2 separate regions of the Homo sapiens genome follow, and region 1 is linked to region 2. A link is a contact called in ENCODE Hi-C or POLR2A ChIA-PET data. All regions are on one chromosome and are shown on one strand. The core of a region is the stretch at or near the end of the contact, and the rest is flanking DNA. Distances in the headings are between cores, read along the strand shown. Region 1 overlaps INPP5D (inositol polyphosphate-5-phosphatase D). Region 2 holds the start of NGEF (neuronal guanine nucleotide exchange factor).

Region 1 (6,740 bases), core at 2,900-5,399, 71 kb before region 2:
GCCATTTTAAAACAGTCATCCATGGAGTCACGTGTCAGACATGAGCTGCATGTTTACATAAACCATCTCTTTTAGTCCTCAAAATCTCCACAGGAGAGAAGTACTGCTGGCCTCCCACTGTTTCTGAGGAGGAAACAGAAGCTTGAGAGAAGAAACTGCTTCCCCGAGGGAACTAGGACATTACACCACCCTGAAGACCCGAGGAAGAGCCTTCTCTGGAAATGTGGCTGCTGGAACTTGTCTCGGGACATCTCGGGAAGCATCGGCAGCCTCACGTGGACGTCAAAAGGCAAGGCCTTTATGACCCAGGAGTGAAAATCCCAGGAAGAGGAGAAAGATGAACAGACAACAGGGCCAGTGAAACATGAAGATCAGCCAGGCAAGGCAGGCTTGCAACAAAATGAGAACCTTGGCGGGGCTGGTGGCTCATGCCTGTAATCCCAGCACTTTGGGAGGCTGAGGCGGGCAGATCACAAGGTCAGAAGTTTGAGACCAGCCTGGCCAACATGATGAAACTCCGTCTCTACTAAAAATACAAAAAATTAGTCGGGGGTGGTGGTGCATGGCTGTAATCCCAGCTACTTGGAAGGCTGAGGCAGGAGAATCGCTTGAATCCAGGAGGCAGAGTTTGCAGTGAGCCGAGATCTTGCCATTGCACTCCAGCATGGGGGCTAGAGCGAGACACTGTCTCAAGAAAAAAAAAATGAGGAGCTCAATTCAATGCTGAAATGAGGATCCACTTTGGAGGGAGCTACAGCAGAACTGAGTCCAGAAAAGAGAACCCGTCTCGAATGCAGAGGAAGTTGACCAAGGCATGAAAAGCAAGTCAATAGATAACGGCGGATCCTGTGGAGGACAAATTTAAGATTGATGACTACAGCAAGGGTGAGATAAATCATAATTTTAAGTGAAACCTGTAGCACTTTCTATCTTCTTAATGGTGGCAGAAGAGTTAATTCATTCAATAAGTATTTATCAAGCACTCACTACATGCTAGGAATAGTTCTAGTATAGATGATAAATAAGTCAATATAAAAATGTATATTTTCAAATACCTCAGGGCTGGGCATGGTGGCTCACACCTGTAATCCCAGCACTTTGGGAGGCTGAGGCGGGCAGATCACAAGGTCAAGAGGTCGAGACCATCCTGGGCAACATGGTGAAACCCTGTCTCTACTAAAAACACAAAAATTAGCTGGGTGTGGTGGCATGTGCCTGTAGTCCCAGCTACTCGGGAGGCTGAGGCAGGAGAATCACTTCAACCCGGGAGGCAGGGGTTGCAGTGAGCTGAGCCGAGATTGTGCCACTGCACTCCAGCCTGGTGACAGAGTGAGACTCCGTCTCAAAAAAATAAATAAATAAATAAATATAATATAAAATCAGGTAGTCACAAGTGCCACAAAGAAAAGAAAGGAGGGTAAGGGGTTAAAGAGCAACAGGTGAAGGGTGGGGTGACTATTTTTCTGGGGTGATCAAGTGAGGCCTCTCAGAAAGACTTTCTTCTATTTGGCAAACCCGAAGTGGCCTCTTGCAAATCTGACAGACACAATTAGACCCGGAAGCTGATCTCGAAGGGCAAAGTCAAGATGAGAAGCGAAACCATCCTGCAATAAGCAAGAAATCATGCCTCCCCAGTGCACAGACATTGTTAAAATACTGATTGATTTTTGTGCTTTTTCTGGTCAGGGTTAGAGAAAGAGATGTTGAGCCCAAGGATGTCTGACAGGAACATAAGTCATTAGGAATGTCTGGGACAGGGCTGGAGCAGGTCCCAGAAACACGACACAGGCTAAGGAGAAGGAAGACCCAGAGACTGTGTTGTCAGACCGTGGCTCATGGGCATTTGGTGCAGTGAAACTCGATATTCAATTTGAAATTTTCACTTTTCTGCTTTGAAATTCCCCTGGGATAGTTTAAACCTTTGTAAGTTAGGACACTTTTAGCTGTTAGAAAACCCTAACTCAACTAACTTGAGCAAAAAGAAATTAATTAACTCACAAAACAGAAAATCTAGAGGAGGGCAGATCCCAGGTTGCTTCATTCTGTTCAGCAAATTCAAGGGCATCATCCAGGACCCAGGTTCACTTCTCCTTTCCGTGTGTTGGCCTCACTCGCCAGCTACCTCTCCTCATGGTTACAAGGCAGCAGCAGAGACCCAGCTATCACATCCTATGGCAGCTTCCAAAGGTAGGAAAGAGGCTATCTTGGCTGGGTGCGGTGGCTCACACCTGTAATCCCAGCACTTTGGGAGGCCAAGGCGAGCAGATTACCTGAGGTCAGGAGTTCGAGACCAGCCTGACCAACATAGTGAAGTCCCATCTCTTCTAAAAATACAAAAATTAGCCCGGCATGGTGGCAGGTGCCTGTAATCCCAGCTACTTGGGAGGCTGAGGCAGGAGAATCACTTGAACCCAGGAGGCGGAGGTTGTGGTGAGCCGAGATCATGCCATTGCCCTCCACCCTGGGCAACAAGAGCGAAACTCTGTCTCAAAAAGGAAAGAAAGAAAGAAAGAAAGAAAGAAAGAAAGAAAGAAAGAAAGAAAGAAAGAAAGAAAGAAAGAAAGAGGCTATCTTATCCCTATGTCTGTTTTTAAGACAAACAGACCTTTACTAGAAGCCCACAAAGCCCTTCTCTTCACATCTCATTGGTTACACTTGCATCCCATTCCCCAGTCTAAACTTATCGGCTACATGGTGCATGTTGATGTTAGTTCTAGACCGCTTTGGGTAACAAAGACAGGAAACAGGCCCATGATCTGGGGCAAGGTGAACCAGAAGGCTCTGGAACATGGAGAAACAAGGACAAAATGGCTAGTGGGGATGGGGAGAAAATAAAGACAGTCATTTGGAGGTAGAGATGACAAATGGCATGGATACTCTTTCCAGAATTCTCTGACAGACTGGGGAAGGGATTAGGGATCTTGCAGCCACACAAGAGGGAGGGGCTGCTCAGTCACAAAGGCATGTGTACCCCAGGGGGCTAGAAAACGGGGGGAGGCTTGGCTTTCTCAGGGGATTAGAAGAAAGATGCCAGAAGAGCTGGAATAAAAACTTACTCAAAGACCTAACAGAAGAAAGGTCTTTTGTGTCAAAGAACAGAGTTTGCAAAGTGAACAAGCCGAACACATTGCAGGTACTATCAATGAAAGGAAAATGACAACACTGGAAAAGAATTCCCACCGGCTTCAAAGTAGAAAAAAAGAAAAAAATGGGTCGCCTCTATAGGAACCAGCACAAGTTTGGCCTTGGATTTTGTACTCGGAACTATTCATAACGCTACATTCTTTTTTTTTTTTTTCTTTGAGACAGTCTTGCTCTGTCACCCAGCTGGAGTGCAGTGGTGAGACCTCAGCTCGCTGCAGCCTCTGCCTCTCAGGTTCAAGCGATCCTCCCACCTCAGCCTCCGGAGTAGCTGTGACTACGGGCATGCACCACCACACCCGACTAAGTTTTGCATTTTTAGTAGAGACGGGGTTTCACCATGTTGCCCAGGCTAGTCCCAAACTCCTGACCTCAGGTGATCCACCTGCCTCAGCCTCCCAAAGTGCTGGGATTACAGGAGTGAGCCACTGCACCCAGCCTGTAACACTACATTCTTGAAGGTAGTGCTGTACCTTTTACAGGATTTTGAGCGAACAGTTGGTTCCAAGAATTTTATATCTATCAAATTACTCTTGAATGTGTAGACAACTAAAGATGTTTTGAGATATTCAGAGGCTTGGAAAATAGATCTGTCCATATTCTGCAGTAGACAGAAAAACCAATTCAAAATGCAGGCTTCTAGAAGGTGAGTGTCAGAGCATAAAGGAACCCCTCCACCAGCACGGACCCCCTTGGGGCCCATTGTCCTTGGCATGGCTGTGGAGCCCACACAGGGCAGCCCTGGCCGTGCTAGGCTTCTATGCCCTGAACCTTTTCTGTGCCCCTTGTTGTGCAACTTCAGGAAGTGTGTTAGAGCCACATCCTTTGCCCGGCGGCTCAGACGGAATCTTTACTTCACTCAGTGACCACTCAGAACAATAACAGCTGCCACTCGCTTCCTGAGCTTAATAACAATGGCTCAACCGTTCACCTCCCGGATGCTTGTGACGGAACAGCTTTTAGAAAGTTGTTTTGTTTTCCCTCTCCAAAAGCCATGTCGCCCGGAGATACGTGACAGCCACCGTCAGGGACCAGGGACTTGAGTCACAAGTGTCTCTTCTTTAGAACTCACCGGAATGGCTCAGACCACTGGATTTTTTCTTCCAAATCGGGAAAGAATAATGAAAGGGTCTATGAGATAGATATTTTCTAACTCTTCATCTAAACTTGCATGAAAACCTGGGAGTGTGGCTGGGCATGGTGGCTCACGCCTGTAATCCCAACACTTTGGGAGGCTGAGGCGGGTGGATCACTTGAGCCCAGGCGTTTGAGACCAGCCTGGGCAACATAGTGAAACCCTATCTCTACAGAAAAATACAAAATTTAGCTGGGCATAGTGGTGCACACCTGTAATCTCAGCTACTCAGGAGACTGAGGTGGGAGAATTGCTTGAGCCTGGGAGCAGAGGTTGCAGTGAGCCGAGGTCGCGCCACTGCACTCCAGCCTGGTCTACAGAACAAGACCCTGTCTCAAAAACAAAACAAAACAAAACAGAAAAACACCTGGGGGTGCTCCCATCTTGACTGAAACAATCAATATCCTAGATACAATCTCAACCTCAAGAAAAGACAGGAAGTTCACAGAGAACATTGATGTGATAGGGGATTATGGGTAGTTCTAATTTTCTGCTTTATTCCTCTCGGTGGGAAGGATGTTAGAAAGGACGCAAGGGCCAAAAGGTTGTAGGGTGGAGCCGAAGGGCCTCTTTTGCTTCAACTGTGGCCCTAGGTTTGAGACAGCCATTTATGCGACACGTCTGAGGCCACTCCAGGCCTCCCTGGCCACCCTGGAGCTGGCCCATGAGGGCGGCTTGCAGGACCTCAGACTCTTCCTTACTTTCCCAAAGAGGGGCCATTTCAAAGGCAGCAGCAGCCTCCCAGCTCAGTCTGCAGCGAGCAGCTCAAGATAGGCACCGCTTCTCTTAGGGGAGAGTCACTTCCCTTTCCAAGTCAAGAAAGGAGTTTTGGCTTTACAAGAAACCCACTCTCTTGGTGTGGGACAGTCAGGCCTGCGGGGCTGAGCCGTTCTGCCTTCGTCTGGCCTCACACAGGGCTCAGAGCACTGCCCCAACCCTCCCCCAACCAGGAAAAGCAGTGCAAGCTGAGTCCAGAAGGTTCTCAGGGTTTGAGTGGCACAGCAGCTGTTGAACAACTGCTTAACAGTTCCAGAGCGTACTCAGGTCCCTGAAGACATGAAGCCCATAGCCCAAAGAGCAGAGCTGAGGGAGATGGAGTTCCAAAATTTACCCCTCCTTCCCCACCACTCCCAGCACTGCCTAGAATGCTCTAAAGCACCTCCAGCTCCCTGCTGTCTCCACCCTCCTCCCCAGCAGCTTCCTTGTGCTGGGAGGTATGTGTGTGATCTCTACTTTCCAGCAGTTTCTTGGCAGTCCTTGCCCAAGGCCACATCGCTGACCAAATTGGACTTGAACCCAGATCCCAGCCGGGAATGGAGTCTGCTTTCATTCTAGGGGCACCTCACTGATTTACCACAAGGGACAGATGCCACCTGGGATCAAATATTATCTATAACCATGTGAAGGGCAAGAGGCCAAGCTCTCTGAGAGGCCACATTGCCCTGTCTCCCTGTCCCTCTGGGCAGAGTCCTGGGCTCATCCTTCCCCAGGGGACTCCAGACAGGCTTGGAAACACCTTCTGGATTGGAAGGAAGAAAGCTTAGCCGGGGAGGCCGGGAGGCCTGGCTGTGAGTTCCAACTTCCGCAGTTCTCAGCAACACTCATATTTAGAACGAGGGGGTTGGATGAAGTTACAGTTTGCATCCTGCCCTCCCATCTCGGATTTTTTTTAAGTCTGTGAAAGATGGAGTGAGAGAAAAGAGTCCCCCAGGTGAGGCAGCTCCTCTCCCTGATTGATACAGGGCTGTCATGGGCTATGACACGTGGGCCAACTCCATGAAGTTGGTCTGCAAAGAACAAAGATGAGATCTTTGGTGTTGACAAGAGAACAGAAGTCCCCAGGAAAAGAGCTAAAGTTACTAAACTAAGAAACAATGAAAGCCTTTCGGTGCTTCACTTGGCAAAATTTCAGGCCAGATTCTTATTTTGGGGAGCCTCGTATTCTGGTGGCACTGAACAGGCTCAGGTGTCAGGAATGAGTTATTTAGAAACTGTGGCTAAGCTCAGAAAAGACTGTGAGGTTTTGCCTCAACATGAAAAGAGGAACTTGAGTTAAAATAGGCAGAGATCAATAACTGCTAAAGCTTCCCCGAAGGGCTCTGAGTCTGCTTAATTGGGCATGAGTGTGCACTTGGTCCTCAGTGGACGTCTGCTGTCATTTACTCTTGGAGGTAGATTTTCGAAGGTGAGTCCACCTGGGAGAATCCTATGAGAATTCCCCTTTAATTCACCTTGAAGGAAAACCTCTTCAGACCACCTAGGTCCACAGCTCCCTGTACCATGTCAGCTACTGCGGAGGTCACAGATCTAGTGCCGGGGTCAGGAGCAGAGAAGTCCAGCAGAGCCGCCCATCTTCTCTGAAAGCTGCCCGCCCACTGTCCTGGCTAAGCGGAGACCTTAAGGAGGCACGCTGCCCCCACGACTCTGTCCCCATCTCTGAGAGGCAGAGGGGGGTACCTGCTCC
Region 2 (6,232 bases), core at 1,653-4,152:
GAACATGACAACCCCACTGGCCCCTTCACCCTCTTCTCACGAGTTCATTCCCTCAGCCCTGGGCCTGGGGAGCTGGGTTGTGGGGACAGGTCCACAGGCAGGTGAGTCCAGGGCTCAGGCCTCTACCTGTGCCCCTTGCTGGCCCTGCCCACCCAGGAGGTCCCTGCTGCATCCCCATGGTCCCACTCAGATCTATTCCTACACGCACACACACACACACACACACACACACACACACACACACACCCGCTACAAACACTTACATTTAGGAATTGCTTAAAATATATATTTTTAATGAGTGAAACAATGGAAGAGAGTGAGCAGAAGGATGAGGGTCTCATAAGTGTGGCATCTGATGATAGGTTGCAGGAAACAGCCAAAATTCCCAGAAGACAGAGCACTCAGCGGACACCTCTTCAACCTCGGCATGCAGGAAGGCTCTGTTGGAAGGCTTTGGTGGCAAGGGACAGAGAGGGGAAAGAGGGAGTTAATGCACTTATTTTAATATCTCTTGAGCCTAATGCGGGATCTGGTTTATAGTGCCCTGCTCAAATGTTTGTTGAATGAATGAAGGAAAGGTTGGATAAATGGGTGGATGGCTGGGTGGATGGCTGGATGGATATATGGGTAAATGGATGAGTGGATGGATGGATGGTGGATGGATAGATGGATGGGTGGATGGGTGGATGGATGGCTGGATGGATATATGGGTAAGTGGATGAGTGGATGGATGGATGGTGGATGGATAGATGGATGGGTGGATGGGTGGATGGATGGGTGGATGACTGGATGGGTGGATGGGTGGATGGATGAATGGGTGGGTGGATGGGTGGATGAGTAGATGGATGGGTAGATGGATGTGTGGATAAGTGGGTGGATGTGTGGATGAGTGGGTGGATGAATGGATGAGTAGGTGGGTGGGTGGATTGGTGGGTGGATGGGTGGGTGGATGGATGGATAGATGGTGGGTGGATGGATGGATGGGTGAAGGGATGGATGGTGGATGGATGGATGGTGGATGGATGGGTGGATAGATGGATGGGTGGATGGGTGGATAGATGGATGGGTGGATGGGTGGATAGATGGATGGGTGGATGGATGAATGGGTGGGTGGATGGGTAGTTGAGTAGATGGATGGGTAGATGAATGGGTGGATGAGTGGGTGGATGAATGGATGAGTAGATGGTTGGGTAGATGAATGGGTGGATGAGTGGGTGGATGAATGGATGAGTAGATGGTTGGGTGGATGGATGGATGGATGGATGGATGGATGGATGGATGGATGGATGGTTGGATGGATAGATGGTGGGTGGATGGATGGATGGAAGGGTGGGTGGATGGATGGGTGGGTGGATGGAAGTGTGGATGGGTGGATGGATGGGTGGATGGGTGGATAATGGATGGATGGATGGGTGGATGGATGGGTGGATGGGTGGATGATGGATGGATGGGTGGATGGATGGTGGATGGATGGATGGACGGATGGATGGGTGGATGGGTGGATGGATGGGTGGATGGGTGGATGGATGGGTGAGAGAATAGATGAGAGACTACTTCAATCTGGCTTTCAGGGACAAAACTGAAACCCATGTTTTGTGGCAATCAGATGGCTGTGGGAACTTTCAAAGATGGCCCTCAGGGACCCCCACCCCTGGTATTGTGCCCTGTGTAATCCCCTACCTTTGAGTGTAGGCTGTGCCTGATGACTTCCTTCTAACGAGTAGAATATGCCAGAAGTGATGGAATATCACATCCTTGAGTATATTACAAAAGACTGACCTACCTCTTCCCAGACTCTCTCCATAGCCCTCTCTGATGCAACGAGCTGCCAGGGCGGAGAGGCCCACATGGCAAAGGACTGATAGTGGCCACAGCTGACAGCTGAGAGGGGCTGAGGCCTTCATCCTACAGCCCTAAGAAACTGAATCCTGCCAACACCAGCAGCTTGGAAGTGGATCCCCCCTAGTGGAGCCATGAGATGAGACCTCAGCCCCTCCAACACTTGGATGGCAACTTATGAGAAACCCTGAGCAGAGAACCCAGCCAAGCAGTGCCCAGACTTCTAGCCACAGAAACTGAGATGACAAATGAGTGTTATTTCAAGCCACACACTTTGAGTTAATTTGTTTCCAGAACAGATAGCTAAAACAAACGCTGATTTGAGTTTTATATAAAGATGGATGATGTAGCAATTAAACTTGGCAAATGATGGTAGTGGTTTTGATACTAGTTGGCTTGGGTTTGAATCCTGGATCCCCAACTTACTAGCTGTGGGGCTTTGAGCAAGATGATCAATTTCTTGAGCCTCTGTTTCTGCATCTTTAAAATGGGCATGATTCTCTGGTCATAGTGACAACACAAGGATTACATAGATTATGTAATGTACTTAGCCCAGTGCCTGTCATGTAGTAAGCACTGGATTAAAGGAAGCTATTAGAGGGAATAATAATAATAATAATAATAATAATAATAATAATAATAATGGAGCAAGATGCCTTACAAAGCAGTGAGTGTTCCATGCCTGGAAGTGATTGAGTTAAGGCCAGATGGCCATGGCAGGAAGTGACTAGAACCCTGGAGGACCCCAAAGCCTCTCCCAAATCTCAGATTTGAGGGCCGTGCAGCTGGCTTGGCCAATGCTTGGGGTTGGTGGGCCAGCTGAGCCACGGGCCCCTCTTGGTGTGACCATCAGCATTATCTTGCACTGGGCGGGCGGCGGGTATTCCAGCCATGCCCAGCCTTCCCCTCAGATAGCCCTTCCCTCCTGCACCACTTTTGTGTCAGGTATGTGGCTGCCACCCTGGCTCAACCCATGGGGCCCAGGAAGGTAAACACCCAGCCGGGAAGTGATCGTTATGGGCTCGTGGCCAGCTATGGGCCAAGGCAGGTCTAAAGGTCGGGAATGCTTACCAGTGAAGCTTTTCCAGGACAGGACGAAGTTTTTGGCTGTGGGCTCTCTGGGACAGAGTGGAGCGCCTGTGGATTTAGCCGGGGACACACCATCCTGCTCGCAGGTGCCTGGACAGGACAGGGGACGAGGGAGGAACACTCTCTGAGGAAGCCCAACTCCTATGAGCTCCTCTCTGGCAGGTGAGAGAATGGTTTTGGTATTTTTTAAAAAAATAAAATGAGATAAAACAAGAGAAGGAACAGAGGCTACCGCTAGGACAGGTAGGAAAGGAGATTACCACCCATCCATTCACTGAGGAGGAGCCCCCAAGAGAAACAGCAGCCCTGGATTCCACCCGAGGGATCCTGTCTGGTCTCGGCTTCAGCACTGCCCCTCCTGGCACTCAGTTTCACCATCTGGGAATCAGGATAAGGACTCCTTCCAGGCGCTCTTCCATTATGGCTGTGGGGTAAGTGAGATCAAAAGCAGGAATGGCTGCATAATTGCAGGGCCCTGTGCAATATAAAAATGCAGGGCCCCTTGTTAAAATAGTAAGGCTTTCAAAAGGACAACAACACAGCATTAAAGCAAGCCGGGGCACCTTCTAAGAACAGGGCCCTGTGACTGCCCAGGCCCCACACCCACGACGCCAGTCCTGATAATGAGCGTATATGTAAACGGAAGTGCCCTGATTCCTGTGTGCCATGGCACAAATCTCAGGGTCAGGAAGTGCACTTGGGAAACAGAAGTCATAGTCGTGAAGTGACAGCCCACTGCGCTTTAGCTCCCCCAGCACTGCCCCCTCCGCTCAGGGGCCCCTTTCAGAAAGACAGAAGGCCCTACCCCTCAGAACCTTCCTGATTTTTGCATCTGGCTGGCCTCAAGCCACAGCACGGTGTGACTGAAATGTGTAGGGACACAGTTTTCTTGGATGTGAAAGTGGTAGGTTCTTATTGTCTATCTTGATTTAAAATTTGGGACAGTCACACAGTCTCTGGCTGTGTAGAGGTGGGACTTGTGTTTCCTGGGCTCGTGACAGCTCTGCTATGTTCCATTGACTATCAGTGTATTTCTGCTTTTTGGGAAAATCCTTAATGCAATAAGGCCACTGGTGGGAATGTTCCAGCTTGGACACTTGCCATGTGTCTTTGTCCTCCCTGCCCCTTCTCTCTTTCTCTCTCTCTCTCTCTCTTTTTCCATTTAGGCTTCCCCTTTGCCCATGTCTCAGGCTGCCCCTTGGCACTGCTTAGCTCTGAGGAAGTAGAAGCCAGGGTCCCCTTGGGGGTCAAGCTTTCTGGTCCATGAAGGGAGACCACAGACCACCTCCCTCCACCGCACTCTCCTCCCACATCCCTTTCTGGAGCCCAAATTGTCATGGGAACCCCTCCCAGGGAGGGGATCCCCACAGGAAAGCCAGGGGTTGATCCAATGACAGTGTGAGTAACATTCCACAGCTTTCTGCCCCAGTGGGGCTGGGGACACAGATGAGGCTAGACATGGGGGAAGATGAATTGCTTTAAGAAGAGCTGATGCATGCCTGTAGTCTCAGCCACTCAGGAGGCAGAGGCAGGAGGGCTGCTTGAGCCCAGAAGTCATGCGGTGGGCTATGATCATATCACTGCATTCCAACCTGGGCAACCTGGCAAGACTCTGTCTCTGTTCCTTTTTTTTTTTTTTTTTCATTGCTTTAAGAACTTCCCTTGGCCTGTGGGAGACCGGAAGCTTGTACCAGTAACAAAATAGCCCAGATGTTGTGGGGCCACCCAGAGCCTCTCAGAGGAGACCAAACCTAACCACCCAAGCCTGCTGGCTCTACCAGGGGCGCAGGAGCTGCTGTTTGTCCCAAGAAGCTGGTGAGCCACCAGCACCAAGTCGGACATCCCGTCTCCCAAGATGACGTCCCTTCCCCATCTACATGGGCCCATTGCTTCCCGAGTAAGGAGTCAGCTCTGATGCTCTGAAGTCACCCCCCAGCACAACCCCAATGGCAAAAATTCCTTTACTCCTTCATAGATAATTGCTGTGCACAGTGTATGTGTGAGGCTTTGAAGTGGGGCTGGGGACACAGATGGGACAATGGTGGCCCTCAGGCTAGTGGAGATGAAGCGATGCTGTGTCCCACACCCCCGAGGCCAGGCCAGAAACCCCGCTTGGTGAAAAGAGCACACCAGCCCTCTCACCCCAACAACGGTGATAGGATCCTGAGGCTGAGAGGCACCGTGGCCCAGCGGAGCAGGGGGTTCCATCTCTGAGCCTGGATGGGCTGCCTCTTTTCAGACCCCCCTTCTCCCCGCACCTAAGCCCCCTCTGCTACCATGATGGTGTCTTCAGGAGGCTGCTGGGCCTCAGGAAAAATTCCTTCCCTTGGCCTGGGACCACCTCTCCCCACCTTGGGAGAGGTCAGACCAGGGGGTGGAATTCTGCCTCCAGACTGGAGGACCCACCCCAGAAGGCTGAGGACTTCAGCCTTACTCCTCCTCCCTTTGTTTGGCAGCCATCCTGGAGGCCAGGGCCGTGGGAGACCACATGGGGTCTGAGCACTGAGGAGGGGCCATTTGCTGGAGCACCCTCTGTGGGCTGCTTTTGGGAAACTAGCTCAGGTGGTTGATTAAGGACCTGGGAGCCTGGGTGAGGCCATCTCACAATCTTCCTGCCTCAACTCACTTTGCCTGTGGACAAGGAAAAAAAAAAATCACACGTTCAAATGAGGAGGATGGGCACCATCAAAGGGATGGATGATCAGCAAGGCCTGCATGGAGGAGGTGGCCTCTGAGCTGGCCATCATTCAACAATCTTCCATCACTTATTAATGATTTTCCAGGAGGAGGAGAAGAACTGGGGGTGTGGTTTGATGTATTATAAAGCAAGCATTACTACCTTGAAAATAAGGTAGTAATTCTTTTCACACTCACTCAGAATGAATGCTCCAGGTTCTCTAAATAGCATACGTTCACAGATAGCACATTCCAGGTGAAGGGACAGCAGGGTTTTAGCAAAAGGGAGGGAGCCCTGCAGTAAGGGTTGGGCCAGTGGAGGCAGAGACAGGGGAGGCATGAGGTCTGTTTAAAAGATGCCAGCTGGGCGTGCTGGCTCACACCTGTAATCCCAGCACTTTGGGAGGCTGAGGCGCATGGATTACCAGAGGTCAGAAGTTCAAGACCAGTCTGGTCAACATAGTGAAACCCCATCTCTACTAAAAATACAAAAATTGGCATGGTGGTGGACCCCTGTAATCGCAGCTACTCAGGAGGCTGAGGCAGGAGAATGGCTTGAACCCAGGAGGCAGAGGTTGCAGTGAGCCAAGTTCACGCCATTGCACTACAGGCAAGGTGACAAGAGGAA

The links. Hi-C counts contacts between places; a loop is a spot of excess contacts on that map. ChIA-PET counts read pairs that join two places held with the same protein, here RNA polymerase II (POLR2A). Pooled maps may share reads with other maps.
Region 1: a loop to region 2 is called in a map of endothelial cell of hepatic sinusoid, with 8 times the contacts of the local background. The contact joins the enhancer-like site here to the promoter of NGEF in region 2. A Hi-C loop is called at or near these places in 1 of 168 maps with a recorded cell type or tissue (endothelial cell of hepatic sinusoid) and 1 of 50 pooled maps. POLR2A ChIA-PET finds 5 or more read pairs at or near these places in 2 of 52 experiments (H1 and MCF 10A).

The regions. Positions count from the first base shown.
Region 1 is chr2:233,081,945-233,088,684 of GRCh38, reverse strand. All of the region lies in intron 2 of INPP5D (inositol polyphosphate-5-phosphatase D), which reads right to left. Among named protein-coding and RNA genes, the nearest start is that of INPP5D, 25 kb to the right of the region's middle. RefSeq lists enhancers at 3,812-3,861, 6,232-6,381 and a silencer at 3,852-4,146. Within about 2 kb of position 4,149, at least 22 of the 41 ENCODE cell types and tissues checked have a DNase peak (open chromatin) inside an H3K27ac peak, as active enhancers do.
Region 2 is chr2:233,009,926-233,016,157 of GRCh38, reverse strand. NGEF (neuronal guanine nucleotide exchange factor) reads left to right here and starts at 2,902. Exons shown (of 15, transcript NM_019850.3): 1 at 2,902-3,090. LOC101928881 (a long non-coding RNA gene) reads right to left here and starts at 3,544. Exons shown (of 3, transcript NR_136325.1): 1 at 3,189-3,544; 2 at 2,911-3,018; 3 at 273-451.